Linked DNA regions of Homo sapiens: region 1 is linked to region 2. The links are chromatin loops, found by intact Hi-C in ENCODE. Cell type or tissue: OCI-LY7. All regions are shown on one strand.

Evidence for each region. Peaks named below come from ENCODE experiments on the same cell type or tissue, not always from the same donor. Only the 100,000 strongest peaks of a DNase experiment are listed, where the experiment ranks them.
Region 1: a loop joins it to region 2, with 2.1 times the contacts of the local background. A loop is called at or near these places in 9 of 110 quality-filtered maps.

Annotation. Positions count from the first base shown.
Region 1 is chr3:167,840,338-167,848,337 of GRCh38, reverse strand. No RefSeq gene overlaps it. Among named protein-coding and RNA genes, the nearest start is that of SERPINI1, 110 kb to the right of the region's middle. In OCI-LY7, no CTCF peak of the experiment used is centred here; DNase peaks (open chromatin) are centred at 4,227 and 4,577; H3K4me3 peaks cover 1,785 bases; H3K27ac peaks cover 2,210 bases.
Region 2 is chr3:168,161,648-168,169,647 of GRCh38, reverse strand. No RefSeq gene overlaps it. Among named protein-coding and RNA genes, the nearest start is that of GOLIM4, 70 kb to the right of the region's middle. In OCI-LY7, CTCF peaks have their summits at 3,585 and 3,801 (motif pointing right); a DNase peak (open chromatin) is centred at 3,827; H3K4me3 peaks cover 436 bases; H3K27ac peaks cover 412 bases.

The DNA.
Region 1 (8,000 bases), 320 kb after region 2:
TATGTATACAAAGGGCGGGGGGGAAATGTACATTCAAGGGATATCTGCCTCTGTTTATTGCAGCACTATTCACAGTAGCCAACCTAAATATTTATCAACAGATGAAGAAAGAACGTGTGGCATAATACAAAATGGAATACTATTCAGCCACAAAAAAGAATGAGATCCTGTCATTTGTGGCAGCGTGGATAAACCTGGGGGATATTAAGTAGAGTAAAATAAGCCAAGCAAATACCATATGATCACATTCACAAGTGAATATAAAAAGTTGTTCTCATAAAGTAGAGAGTGTAGAATAGTGGTTACCAGAGGATGTGGAGGGTTAGGAGAGGGGAGATGGTGAAAAACTGGTCAGAGGGTATAAAGCCTCAGTTAGATCGAAATAAGTTCTGTTTTTTTATTGAATAGTAGAATGACTTACAGTTAATAATAACAGATTGTATATTTCAAAATAGTTACGAGAAGTTTTGTTTTTGTATGTTTGTTTTGCTTGCTTGTTTTTTGGGAGACAGGATCTCGCTCTGTTGTCCAGGCTGGAGTGCAGTGGTGTGATCATAGCTCACTGCAACCTTGAACTCCTGGGCTCAAGCAATCCTCCTGCCTCTGCCTCTGCCTCTGCCTCTGGAGTAGCAGTAACAGGGACTACAAGCATGTGCCACCATGCCCAACCCAGGCTTTTTTTTTTTTTTTTTTTTTTAGAGACAAGGTCTTACTTTGTTGACCAGACTGGTCTCAAACTCCTTGCCTGCTGGTCTTGAACTCCTGGCCTCATGTGACCCTGCCTTGACCTCCCAAAGTGCTGGAGTTACAGGCATGAGCCACTGTGCCCAACCTAGAAGAGAGGTTTTATAATGTTCTCGTGACAAAGAAATAATAAATGTTTAAGATGATAGGTATGCTAATTACCCTGTTTTGATTATTACACAATGAATACATGTACAGAAACATGTTATACCTCATAAATATATACAATTATCATATGTCAGTCTTAAATATTTTTAAAGTTAAATATTGAAAAAAATTTAATGTAATAGGCTCTCTGGATTATTCAATAAATGCCTTTGAAACAGCCGATCAACTATTTGTAATAATTCATAATAAAAATGGAATTTGATTTCTAGAACCATATGTCCAAATATTCTAAAATAAACTCCATATGGGCTGAATATCCAAATGCAAAATGAAACAGAAATGCTAAAGAATGTATAAGTGATTGTACATATTCAGCAGAAAACATAAAGAAAAATATTGACAGATTTTTTTTTTAATTCAGGACATTAAAAACATCCTAAACTAAATTTAAAGGCAAACCAGAACGCAGAAGAAATTTTCACAATACATAAGAAAAGGCTGATATACTTAATATAAAAATCTTAAAGAACTATAGGGAAAAAAGATAAAGAGCTAGTTAAGATACAGGGGAAGGCATGAAAGAGAAATTTCCAAAAATGAAACGAGTAAAATCTATTACATATAACTAGCAAAGATTTTTTAAAATAATAAATGCTACTCTGAAGCACGGGGTCTCTCATATTCTGCTGGTAGAATTTAATATAATCTTTTTGGATTATGTTATTTGAAATTTAGCAATTTCAAAACATACTTTAAACCTAAAAAACTATATAAGGTTTTTGACCCAGAAAGTTTACTTTATAGATTATATTTCCAGAAATTCTAGGAAAGAAGGATTGATTGAATAAAACATGTTACTGATGTACAATGAAATTTCATTTGGGAAATATGTGAAGATAAATGGTTAATATTATGAAAATATTTTTAGAATACAATTTTTAAATATGGTAAGAGGAAGTATCATCTCATTTTCCCCATGTAACTGTAAAATACACAAAAAAAGATAAAAGTGGTTATTTCTGAGCAGCAAAATAATGATAATTTTTTTCTCCTTTTGGCTTTTCAGAATTTTGAATTTTTTTCTCATTTCTACTTTTAAAAATTTACTTTTAAAATTATGAAATAATGCATGAATACAGAAACTTATAAAGTATAATATGAGAAATATCCCAGAATGGAAAACTCAACAGTGCCCAATATCAACAACATTTACTATGTTAATTTCAAGATTTTTTCTTTTTCCTTTTTCATTGGTTATTTTTCAAAATTCAAAGAGTACAGTAAGATTTGCACTTCATAAGGAAGTAAGAGAATTAGTCATTACTTTCTTAGCTTAAAAAATGTTAAATTATGGGAAACAATCATTTTCTGACATTGGACTAAGATGGTTAGTACTGTGATTCTTTAGAAAAGGCAAACAAAGCAGGTGAATACTAGAATCACCTGTACTTTCTGCCTGGAGATAGTTGTTGGACTGCAAGATAGACACATTTGACATCTCCCTTGAATACCCTTTCTTGATTCCATTTCTAGTCTTTTTTCTCCATCTTCACTCTCCTGGATTTTTTTTTTAAATCAATCCACACAGTTTAAAAAATACTTTTACTATCTATACATTACTTCTATCTTAGTCATTTGGGGCTGCCATAACAAAGTACCATAGATTAGGTGGCTTATAAACAGCAAGAATTTATTTCTCACAGTTTGGGAGGCTAGAAGTCCAAGATAAGAATAGTCGCTTCTGGTGAAGGCCCTCTTCCAGGTTGCAGACTTCCATATTTTTGTTGTATCTTCATGTGGTAGAAAGAAAGTAAGCTCTCTGGGGCTCCTTTTATAAGAGCATTAATCCAATTAATGAGGGTTCCCTCTTCATGACCTAATCACCTCCCAAAGGCCCCACCTTTTAATATCATCACACTCGGAGTTAAGATTTAAACATATGAGTGGGCAGAGGAACACAAACAGTCCATAAAAGTACTTTTATAAAAATAGTATCACACGCACTAGAGAGATAGCTAGATGATAGATAGACAGATAAATAGATAGATAGACACACACCACCTAATCTATGGTACTTTGTTATGGCAGCACCAACTAAGACAGAAATAATGTATAGATAGTAAAAGTATTTTTAAAACCTATATATATATTTTTTTGCTCAATACTGTTTTTGAGATTTAATGTATACTAATCCCTGAAACTTCAGTTTACTCTTTTTCACTAACACAGTGTTCTATTGTGCAAATCTATGATAATTTATTCATTCATCTCTGCTTTGATGGACATTTAGTTCATATTTTATACAGTGAGTCAATATTACTTTTAAAAAATTACAAACATTATTGGGTTGGTGATGAAAAAATATTAAATGAAGGGATTCCAATAATATATTTGACTGCAGTAGCTTATAGGAATTATCTGATTTTGCCATTAAAATGCAAATATTCACTGATAAGTTCTTTTTATATAGACATAAACTCTGTTTATAACTCATAACTTAAAATTCTTTTGTCTCCCATTTTTAAAAACCCTTTACTGTATAAAAGACTAAAAAGAATTTAAAAGAAAAAACAAAAACCTATTGTTACCTGTTTGTAATGGAAGTTTCCTAGGTAATCACATATCTAGCAAAAAGAGACAGTTTTAGCCTTGTTTAAAGGTCAACTGATTATTAATGTGCAATTCACCATTAAGTTGACATAAGGTTACTTATTTTTTTGAACCCAAATTTGGGACTCATGCTCATCCCTCTATCCCAGGAGTCTAGCAAATAATAGACAGCCAGTAAATATTTGTGGAATAAATTGATGTTGAATGTATTGATTTTTGCCTTTGAGAGAAAGTCTGGGAGAGGGCATGTTGGTGTCAAATGTGGACATTTCAGAATGTTGTATAATGAAATTTCAGAGTGTTTTATAATGAAAATTCTGGGCAGATTACATTCTTTAAATGGGTGTTATCCTAGAAAATCTGAGACTTGGTTTTGGTAAATCATAATAGATTCTTGTCTGCCTTGCTGACCCCTTTACTCAATACCTACTAGATGGCATTAAGACTTTAATGAAGAAGAACCAGATAGCAACATAATGGCTTATAAATCAACCCTCATTTAGGGAAATATATATGCAACATATGTGTATATACAGATCATATATATCATCCTTTTACTAGAAATTTCAAAAAGTTGACATATATTGATTCTTTTAAAATGTTATAGTTTTTGTTTATCGTTTGTTATTTTCTGTTTATACTTATTCTGATTTTTTCAATATACACACCTATGTAATTCAGCCATTTTCTGTTTTCAAGCTAAAACCTTTTTGTAGGTAATGTACATTTCCCCTCTTAACTGTCATGTTTTATTTCCTGTTAAAAAAGTGATTTATATAGTGAGGTAATTTGGAAAGGAAGTGAAACTGATGTCTAACTACTGTATGGTTGGAGTCATTCTTTTAAATGTGCTGGTGAAAATTGTTTACCGATCAATTTTTAAGGCTTATGTTCCATGCATTTAGTTTTCATTCAGTGATTTGCTCAGCAATATTTTTGAGTGCCTAAAATATGACAAATTAATTGTAGCAGTTTGGTGCAAAAGTACCTGCGGGTTTTGCCATTAAAAGTAATGTGCTGACATTACTGAATAATAACTGTGCTGACAATGTTGGTAGTACCAAGCTTTGTGTTCTATGGCACCACAACTAACATGCAGTTTAGTGTAGTGATTAAGAACAGTGGCTCTGAAGAAGTGCCAGGACTTAAATTTTAGCTGTGTGACCCTGAGCACAACATAAAACTGCTTTGAGCTTCAGTTTCCTCATTTTTAAGTGGAGACGATGGTTATGTTGGGCCAGAGCTACATCTCTTTGGGTCTTGTTTTCCTCAATTATGAAATAGAAGGTTGAACTAGGTTCTCATTAAGGGCAAACAAATGATTATTTGTGGAATGAGGAGGTACTTCTAGCAGAAAGCAATTGTACCTGTATTGCCTTAGAATAAATTAGACATGCTAGGAGGTCTCTAGGGGCTAGTCAGAAGTATAAATACTGTGCACTGAGATAGCTATTCTGTTCCTGAGATGTGCACAGGTTAAGCTTCTGTAGCGTTTATATTGCTATACCTGGGACTTATGCCAATTACTAACAATGATTATTCAGCCATTCTTTCTTTAACATAGTCAATAAAAAGTTATCTTTGTCAGGGCTGAAACTGAACAGTCACTGCTAAAGGAATCATTGCTTATATTTCTTCCCACTTTTAAGACTGTTAAGGAACGTCTTATAGACAGTCATAACACCAGATAAATTACTACTGCATATGTTACTCATAGAATTGTATTAGTCCGTTCTCATGCCGCTATAAAGAAGTACCCAAGACTGGGTAATTTATAAAGGAAAAAGGCTTAATTGACTCACAGTCCAGCATGGCTGAGGAGGCCTCAGGAAACTTATAATCATGGCAGAAGGCAAAGGGGAAGCAAGGCATCTATTTTGCAGGGTGGCAGGACGGAGTGATTGCAAGCAGGGGAAATGCCAGACGCCTATGAAACCATCAGATCCTGTGAGACATGCACTCTCACAAGAAAAGCATGGAGAAAACTGCCCCACGATCCAATCACCTCCACCTGGTCCCACGCTTGACACATGGGGATTATGACCCAATTACCTCCACCTGGTCCCACCCTTGACACATGGGGATTATGGGTAATGTGGATTACAATTCAAAACGAGATTTTGAGTCACGACACAGCCAAATCATATTAAGTATTTGCGGAGTGTGTCAGAATTCTGATACTTAAAAATTGGAACTATTTCTTTTTGAAAACCACTTCCAAATGTTTATTTCAAAGATCACATTTGATGGCTTGTTAGTTTTCTATACTTTTATTTAAAATTGTTCTATTTTCATCATTGCCATTATAGTATTTGGAGTAGGTAGTGTGTTTTAGACTGTTGCTTTTGTTACTTTGGTTTTGTTTGACATTTTGGGTTTTGGAGTTTTATCTGTTCTGCTTGATTTTGAAACTTATTTTCAGAACTAAGTTCTTAGAATGAATAACTTGAACTCAGCTTGTTTCCCAGGAGGAAAAATGTACACAAAACTGTTAAATTTGTCTGCAATTCTTCCCTCACCTGTACTGATATAATTTAGAACTTCCATGTTGCTTTATATTTTCAAAGTATTTTAGCGCTATTTTAATTTGTGTTATGCTTGTGGAATAAGAATGCCAAAAATACCCTAAAAGTAGGTTAGTTTATAAGGAATCTGTAAACATCTTGATTTTCCAAAAGAAAATAAAGGCCTAAACTAAAAATCAGAAATAACAGGTACAAATATTTAAATAAATGGAGTATGAAAAAGAAAAGTGTTTCCTGTGACAGAAGAAGAGGAAGGCTATTAACAAATGCTATTTTTGTTGTTGTTGTTTGTTTTAGAGAAAGGGTCTCGTTATGTTGCCCAGATTGAACTTGAACTCCTGGACTCAAGTGATCTATCACCTAAGGCTTCCAAATAGCTGGGACTATAGGCATATACCACTCACTGCACCTGGCTAATAAATGCTATTTTAAAAAAACAAGTTTAATGGGTTTCTTTTTAAACAGTACTTTAAAAATGTATTATATTGCATACAATAAGATGCACAAACCCTCAATTTGCACAGCTCAATTAATTTTGACAAATACCCGCCTTTAGCATCCCTCCATCACACAACTTGCATTAAGATCCTAGCTGCCTACAGACACATCTGTCTCTCCCTCCCCTCCCATCCCCTTCCACTAGAGTGTAAATTCTCTCAAGGTAGAGACTTGACTTAGGCTCACTTGCTTTCCTATGCCTTCACAGATCCCGGTGGGTACTCAATAAGTGGCGAATAAATTAATGAATAAGTACACATTCATTGATAGTCTATCCTATTAATAAGCCTAGTTACTTTTCTTAGTAGCTCAGACCTGGGAGGACATGATAAAGTTGTGTGTCCTCAATATCTTTAGCAGCCTCACCTCCGTCAGGTCTCTTCTTCACTGCAGTTCAGAGCTCCTCAAAGAGAGGCAATTAGGCAAAACATGCAAAATCATGGGGCAGACTTCTCCAGGAAACAAAAGGTTGTTTCAAATGTTTGGTTTTCAGAGTCAGAAACAGAGAGGTGGTAAAAAACCTAATCAATACCTGCCAGTTGACCTCTGGGGGCTACTCAAGGGGCTACTTGAGATGCCAGGGCTTGAAAATCCTTCTTAGAACTTACTCTTCATTATTCAACAATGTTTAGTGAGAGCAACCTCATAAAGATCAAGCATTAATTTAAAGTAAATTTGGACCAGGTGCAGTGGCTCATGCCTGTAATTCTAACACTTTGGAAGGTCGAGGTGGGAGGTTGGCTTGAGCCCAGAAGTTTGAGAACAGCCTGGGCAACGTAGTGGGACCCTGTCTCTACTAAAAAATAATTAGCTGGGTGTGGTGGCATGTGCCTGTAGACCCAGATACTCAGAAGACTGAGGTGGGAGGATCCCTTGAGCCCAAAAGTTGGAGGCTGCAGTGATCCATGATCACACGACTGTACTCCAGCCTGGTCAACAAAGTAAGACCTTATCTCAAAAAAAATAATAAAATAAAATAAATTTGTATTACTGATTGGAGACCACATTGCTATCTTGGGAAAGTATATTACATAGTATACTATTTGGTAAAAGGTAAAGGAAAAGAAAAATAGAAAAAAGTGAAAAGGTATAAACCATGCTTATGAGAATAAATTAGTTACATGCATGCTTGGAAAGGTCAAAATAGGCTAACTGACATAATAAACAAACAGACTCAAATTTAGTGGCTTAACTGTACCAGCTGTAGGTTTTGCTAATGCGCAGGCCAACTAGGTATTCCTGGTTCCATGGCTCTTCTGGGCATTTCTCCTACAAGTGGCAACTCGGAGCCAGGCTCCTGCCCTCTTGGGGTTCTTCCAAATCCTAGGGCCCAGGCGTCTCTCTGGACATGCTGCACTCAGCCAGCAGATGATGGGAGAGAAAGAACTGGAGGACAGAGAAGTGACATATATATATCTGCTCACATACCTTTGGCTAGACTTTGGTTCCTTGGCTGCATCCAACAGCAAGGCAAGATAGGACATGTAACCACTGTGTGCCCAGTGAAAAGGGACC
Region 2 (8,000 bases):
GCCTTTTCACCAAATAGTGCTTGAGCAACTGAACATCCATAGGGGAAAAAGTCAATCTCAAACAGTCTCACAGCTCATATAAAAACTAACTCACAATGGTGCATCGATTTAAATGTAAAACATAAAACTATAATTTAAAAATATATTACGTACGTTAATATAATAGAAACTATGTTTTACAAAATAAACAGAAGAAAATCTTTGGGATCTAGCACTAGCAAAGAGTTCTTAAACTTGACAACAAAGGAATGAATCCCAAAAGGAAAAATCCGTAAGTTGGACTTCAAGAAAATTTAAAATTTTTGCTCTGGAAAAAAACTATGTGAAGAGAATGAAAAGACAATCTACAACGCAAGAAAAAAGCATCTGCAAATCATATAGGCTAGAAAGGGCTAGTATCTCATATATGTGTGTGTGTGTATATATGTATATGTGTGTGTATATATATACATATATATACATATATATGTGTGTGTATATATAATACATATATATACATATATGTGTATGTGTGTATATATATATATATAACTCAATGGTAAACCACTAATCCAATTAGAAATGAACAAATGACATGATCAGACATTTACTAAAGACAATATACAGATGACAAATACAAACATGAAAAGATGTTCAACATCATTAGCCATCAGGAAACTAAACATTAAAACCACAAACCACAGTGCAATATCACTACACGTCTATGAGAATGGCTAAAATACAACATAGTGACAACACTAAATGCAGCAAGAATGCAGAGAAACCGTTATCACTCATGCATTGCGGGTGGGAATATAAAATGGTGCAACCATTCTGAAAGGTAATTTGGCTGTTTCTTATAAAACTAAACATATAATTACAGAAATTGCACTCTAGGGCATTTATTCCAGAGAAATAAAAACTTATGTTCATACAAAAACCTGTACAATATTTGTATGAATGTTCACAGCAGCTATATTCCTAACAGCCAAAAACTGGAAGCAACCCAGGTGTCCTTCAATGGGTGAATGGTTAAACGAACTGTGGTACATATATCACAGAATACTACTCATCAATAAAAGGGAAGGAACTGTAGTTAGATAATGTTTAGATAATTATGCTGAGTTCATCTCAAAAGACTACATATTATATAATTCTATCTATATGCCATTTTTAAATGACAAATTTTAAGTGGTTTTCATGTGTTAGGTGTCAGACAGAGGGAGTCAAATGTAGGTGGTTATAAAAGCGCAATACTAGGAATCCTAGTGGTGATGAAAGTGCTCTGTATCTTGACTCTGGTGGGGGATACCTGAGGCTACCTGAATCTCCACATGTATTATAATGTTATAGAACTAAATACACACACACACTAATGAGCACAAGTTTTTTTAAAGAGAAAAAAAGATGAGCTTTTAAAATTTTTGGAATAAATTCATCTTTTCATAAGTTTTTGTTGTTGTTGTTGTTGTTGTTGTTTCAGATGGAGTCTCGCTGTGTCGCCCAGGCTGGAGTGCAGTGGCACGATCTCAGCTCACTGCAACCTCCGCGTCCCGGGTTCAAGAGACTCTCCAGCCTCAGCCTCCCGAGTAGCTGGGCTTACAGGCGCGCGCCACCACACCCGGATAATTTCTTGTATTTTTAGTAGAGACAGAGTTTCGCTATGTTGGCCAGGCTAACTTTCAACGCCTAGCCTAGAGTGCTCCACCGGCCTTGGACTCCCAAAGTTCTGGGACTACAGACATGAGCCACCGCGCCCAGCCACCTTTTCATAGGTTTAAGAGAGAAGGTAATTGTGCAAAATATGGAAAAGCAAGTCACAGAATGTGAGAAAATATTTACAAAACTCAGAACATTGCTGAGCTCTTCCCCTTCCACTAATCAATCCTTCTTCTTTCCACCAACGATACTTCCTGGTCTTGTAAATTCCAAGATTCTCTGCTGTGCTGCACTCATTTGGTATTTAATGTACACTACTCGTTTGTGATCCATTCGTGCACATGTGTATGGCACATCTCCCCAGTGAGGCTGCACGCCTAATATGCCCCATAATGCCTACTAGAGTGAATTCATCTGTTTAATGTTCAAGGTAAAATCTGGTTATTCTAAACCAAGGAAATTTTTTCTTTTTTCCATATTTATTTATCTTCCCTCTATTTCTTTTTTTAAGATAGACAATTCTTTCAAAATTGTATATTTACAGAAGAACTGAGATAATCGTACAGATAGTTTTCATATCCCCACCACCCAGTTTCTTCTGTTATTAACAGCTTACATTAGTATGGTACACTTGTTACAATTGATGAACCAATATTGATACATTATTATTAACTAAGAGTCCATTGTTTTTTCAGAGTTCTTTATTTTTTACTTACCATCTTTCCCTGTACATGGGTCCTATGCAGTATATCACATTACATTTACCAGTTATGTCTTTTTAGTTTCTTCTTTGCTGTGACAATTTTTTAGACTTTCCCAATAAAACCTTTTTAGAAACTTTAAGATTTTTTTCTTGAGAATTATCTGGGATAGGTACTTTCTTAAACCTTTTATCTTTGCTGACGGTATCATAATTCTAATGAGGTTAAAAAATGAAGTAAGAAACTCACATGGCTCATCAGACTGTGTCTTTTCACCCTACATAGTCATTCTCTAAAATACCTAAGGGAAAGAAGCTGGTGAATAGAAATCTATTTCCAGACATACTTTTAAGGACACTGACTTAATCATTCCTCCCACTCTCCATTTCTACATTTAGGGTCACCACATTTGGTTGGGCAGATTGTTCACGGCACCAAGGCACTCAGCCAAAGGGTGGGATAAAATCCACACCACACTCTACTCCCCAAGCTATATACCCATGGATTGTCTCTCCTGTAGGAACTGCTTATGACTAATTTACACAGAGGTGCCATTTGAGCTGGGGAGGTTGGGGTTTCTAAATATAGATAATTCTACTGCCCATTTGTCTTTTAAATTTATAATTCTTCTCTGATGCTCAAGTTAATATCATTTTATCCCTTACCTGAACCATTGCAATTACCTTCTCATTGCAATGAATACATACAAAACACTTTAGCATAACATAAAACATCTTCAGCTATCTGTCCTCAGCTTACCTTATTGGCTTCATCTACCTTTGCTATCCAGCATACAGCCTATTATCTAGCTACATGGGGCTATCTGAACATAAGCTCTTTTGTGCCTGTAGAAAATGGGGCAAAAGAAGCCCAAAACAGATCTCGAGAATTCGAGGTCAGAGAACTGTGACCCAGTTCCTAGATGAAGCCAAGGGAAGCATCAAGACTCTAACATAAAAATGGATGTTCAGTGTGTCTAAGCAGATGGGGCAGTATACAGCCATACAAAAACAGCAGAATGTTTGAGAAGGTATTGGAAATATCTAAGAGAGAGGCAGACTCAAAAGAACCCTTTGCTTAGAAACAAGAGCTGATTCAGCAGTGACCTGTGGGGGCCAATGTTCAAAGAAGAAAAAAATCTCAGCTGAAGACAATAACGCAGAGGGCTAGATGAACCCTTCCTTCTGCAGATTCCTCACCACAACTAAACCCTGTAACTCAGACCTACCCAGGTCAGGGGGAAAAGAGGTACTAAAGTGACTGAGATTGAGTTTTTGCCACCAAATGAAATGGAGGTCTGAGTTCATAAACCCAACTACAAACAATTACTAAATATTTCCCAGTATTTATTAATGTGTCTGATACATAGGATGCTCTCAAAGAATGTTTATTGAAAGAATGAACAAAACTCCTAATAATTATTTTAGGCCATCTCCAAGTCCTAAAATCCTGTCGTTTCCCACTAGGTGGCGACCATTAGCTGGAGTTCTTTACTTCCTGTGTCGTTACAGGATGATTTTCCCCAGTGACCCATGGATTCTAGTTTGTAGTTGGCAGAGGTCTTTCAGACAATTTTATTGGAATCTTTTTGATTTCTTCATATGTGAAACTGGGATTTTTGTCTCTAATCTTTCCCAGGCTGCCTCTGTAACTGCTGGGGAAGAAAGACGGAAGAATTGCTGCAGTTCATTTAAATACCAGAGCAACCACAGTAAACACGTCCCTTTCCCTCTCTTAAAAATGTTCTTTGGACATAGCCTGTGCAGGATTTTTCTCCCCTCTGCAAACATTTCTCAGGTCTGTCTCTCCTCCATGTTCCCCACCCCTGTTTAACTATGAGAAGTATTACTCCTTTTTAATTTATTTTTAAAAATTTCTAATTGCCTGAACATAAGAAAACAACTAGAAAAACTTACTTAGAAAACAAGCTTCTCAAGATGTAATTTAAAAATTAGAACATTGTCATATACTCACCCTCTCAAAAACAAAATTTACAGAAAATCTCAGTTACTTGAAAGTGAATAGTGAAGGGACTAGAAAAATTAGTAAAAACTACTGTAAAGGAGGGAGTAAAAAAAAAGTTTAAACGTGTTTCATTCTGACCTGAGACCTGAGAAAACATGTAGAGGACACCACTGAATCACCTCAATGAGCTTTGTGGAATTTTGTTTTTTCTGGGGTTTCTAGTCCTCATTCTAGTGTACACACTCTGCTGAGGCATCATCTCGGGCAGTTTTTGTCACGCGCCAATCCCAATACTGGAAGGCTTTTTCCTGCTGATTTCCCAGCCTATCTCTTCAGGAGGCTCTGGCCTCACTCACTCCTCAGGTGTGGCTTTGTGGACCCAGTGACTTGCTATAAATTTCCATCTGGATGTCTCCCAGAAAACCCAGATTCAAGAGGTCCAAAGCCTGATTTCACCACCACCCCCTGTAGGTCCCTTATCTGAAACAATGATATCACCATCCACTCAGGACAGAAACCTGGGAATTCCCCCAAAATCTTCCTTTTTCCTCACCCCAAACCGAATCCATCACCCAGTCCTGTCATTTGTATCTCTTGTCTCTATCCTTTCTGCTGTATTCCTAATGCAGGTTGAGTATCACTTATTCAAAATGCTTGGGACTAGACGTGTTTAAAATTTGGGATTTTTTCAGATTTTGGAATGTTTGCATATACATGATGGAATACCTTGGGGATGGAATTCAAGTCTAAACATGAAATTCACCTGCATTTTGTATACACCTTATACACATAACCTGAAAGTAATTTCATACAATATTTTTATTAATTGTGGGGCTTTATGGAGAACCTGCCTTTGGCACATTGGGCCTTCACATGTGACATTTTATTACCCTCTGTGGACTTGTTGTGGGGGGTACTCAGGGCACGGTGGAAAGGATATATCACAGCTGTATGTGGTGCACCTGCATTTTGACCACAACCTGTTACATGAGATCAAGTGTAAAATGTTTCACTTGTGTCATATTGGCACTCAAAACATTTCAAATTTTGGAGCATTTCAGATTTTGGGTTTTCAGATTAGGGTTGTGCAACCTGTATCCCTCTCTTGGTTTAAGACCTAATCAGCTCTCACTTGAATTGCTTCAGGATCTTAACAAATTTAATCGCCTCACCACCCTCCAAGTCATCACCTCATGGTCCCCAGATTGGTCTTTCCAGAACACAAATGTGATCAGGCATCTAATTCCTCTGCTTAAAACTCTATTCTATCTCTAGAATAAAAGTCCACACTCTTCCAGAAAACCCCGAGTCAGCCCCTGAGTACTTCTCTATCATCCACCACTGCTACTGACCTGAACCCTGCATTCCACCCGTCAAAACTACTTACATCCACAAAGGGGCCCTACCCTTGTGTGTCCCTATGCCTTTATTAACGCTCATGTTGCACCCTTTCTCTGGAATATCCTTCTGTCTCCCTCTTCTCCCATATTTATCTAGAAATCTACAAAACTTCTGCTTATTTTTCAGGACCCAGATCATCCCCCAAATTAATCATTCCTTCCTCCTGGTATATTATATGTAAATCTACTATAATGGCATTATAGTTTAATGCCAGTACTGTTAGCTTTCTAACAGCAGGGACTACTCCTTATCTTTGCATTCTTTAGTGCCAGGCATTCTCCCTAGCCCTGGGACTCAGTGCTCAGAATATCTCAAACAATGAATGAATGAAGAGGCAGAATATTGATTATCAAAATTTACTGATTATTTAATGAGACAAGCACTGTGCTAAAAACTTTATAAACATTATTTCATTTAATTCTTTCAGCAGTCCAATGAGGTAAGTTCTATCATTATTCTATTTTGCAGATGATATGTTTTAAGAAGTTACCAAATATATGCAAAATCACTATATGCAAATTAGGGGCTGAGATTCGTCACCTAGTTTGCCTGACCAGAGTTCAATTTCTTAAACTCAAATATCTATACTGCTTCTTCAAAGACTGAACACAATGAAATACTGCTCTAACTTTCAAAAAAAATTGTTTTAAAGAACATCATGACTTCTACAAACTTACTGGTTGTGAGTTTGATGCTGATTCCAGGACGAAAAAGTAAGAGCGAACCTCAGACATGGTTTATGAGTACTTAGTAAGAGAAGTCAAGTACCACTGGGCATTACTAGGATGCAAAATGGTTTGTTTATCTAAGAACAGTTTCCTTCCCTTCTGAGAGGCAGGATGACTTGACTATAAAACCAGGGAAATAAAATAGCTGAGTACAGGTGTGTGATTCTCTAATATCCTTCTTAGCCCTGCCCAACTGTGTATTAGTCATGCCATTTTGGGTGTTGACCCCAGCTTCAGAGCTGAGGTCTAAATCAGTGTTTCTCCAAGCACAAGTATGTAGGACTACCATCTGTACTGCTTGATAACAATTGATTTCCAATCTTCATGCCCAGAGAGTCTGAATCCATAGATCTGGAGGTCCGGGAATCTGCCCCCAGTTGCCTCTGATACAGACAGACTAGAAACATGTGTCCAAACCAATCGCAAGTACCCATCCCTTTGCCAGGAATCTTGGTTTAAGCCAACTAGTTCAGGTGTTTTCCTGGTAATGATTACTGGTCTAGGTATAGTTGCTTGGGTGACCAACCATCTGGGTTTGCCCAGGACTTTCTTGGTTTTAGTGCTGAACGTCCCACATCCCAAGAAATCTCTCACTCCTAAGCAAATCAGGATGGTCCACTCTAGGAGGATGTCCTAATAAGGTTGAAAGAATAGTCTTTCATTTACACTTTCTCTCATTGTCACCCTCCCTCTGGACAAAAACAAGAAACCATGTTATCCTCCCTGCTATTGGCAGCCATCTTACAACCACAAAGGAAGTTGACCTGAGGACAACACATGGGAAAAGGCAGAGCCAAATTACAAACAGCAAAACAGAGTCATGGCTGTGGTTGTATCATACTTGGAGCCCTTCCTACCTCTATGCACTCATAAATGTCCTTATTGTTTACTCCAGGTTGATTTAGCATTCCATCCTTGCAAGCAAAACTATCCTAACTAATGCACTTTGGCAAATCAGGATGTTAAAAAGAAATAGGACAAAGTCTCTTAAACAAAATGAAGATGTGGGCTCAAAAACAGAACGGTAGAGTGAATATGTCACTTTTGATTGTGGATAAAGAATTTCTCTGGGTTCTGTATTACCGAAGGTTATGTGGAAAATTATGTTGAGAACCTGAATCAGTATATAAAATATTCTGTGAAAGCTGACACAATGGCCTAAATCTAGCAAGATGAAATTTAAGAGCCCTACTTTTAGACTCCAAACAGTAATTAATTTCACAAGTTCAAGATAGTGGGAACATGGCTTAAGAACAGCAAGTGTGAAAGATTTAGGGATTTTGTTTGACTGTAAGCGCAATATAAGCCAACAGTGTGATGCAGTTGCCAAAAATGCTAATGCGATTTTAGGCTGCCTTACTAGAAGTGTAACAAAGATTTCCCCCAGGCCACACCAGCCGCAATAACCTTTAAAAACAGGGGCTTTCTGCTTCTTAAACCACACGTATTCTCCCATTCAATGCATGGGACTTCTAGTTACCCTCCCTGCACCACCTCTTTCTGGGGAATTCTTTCTTTTTTTTTTGAGACGGAGTCTCGCTCTCTTGCTCAGGCTGGAGTGCAGTGG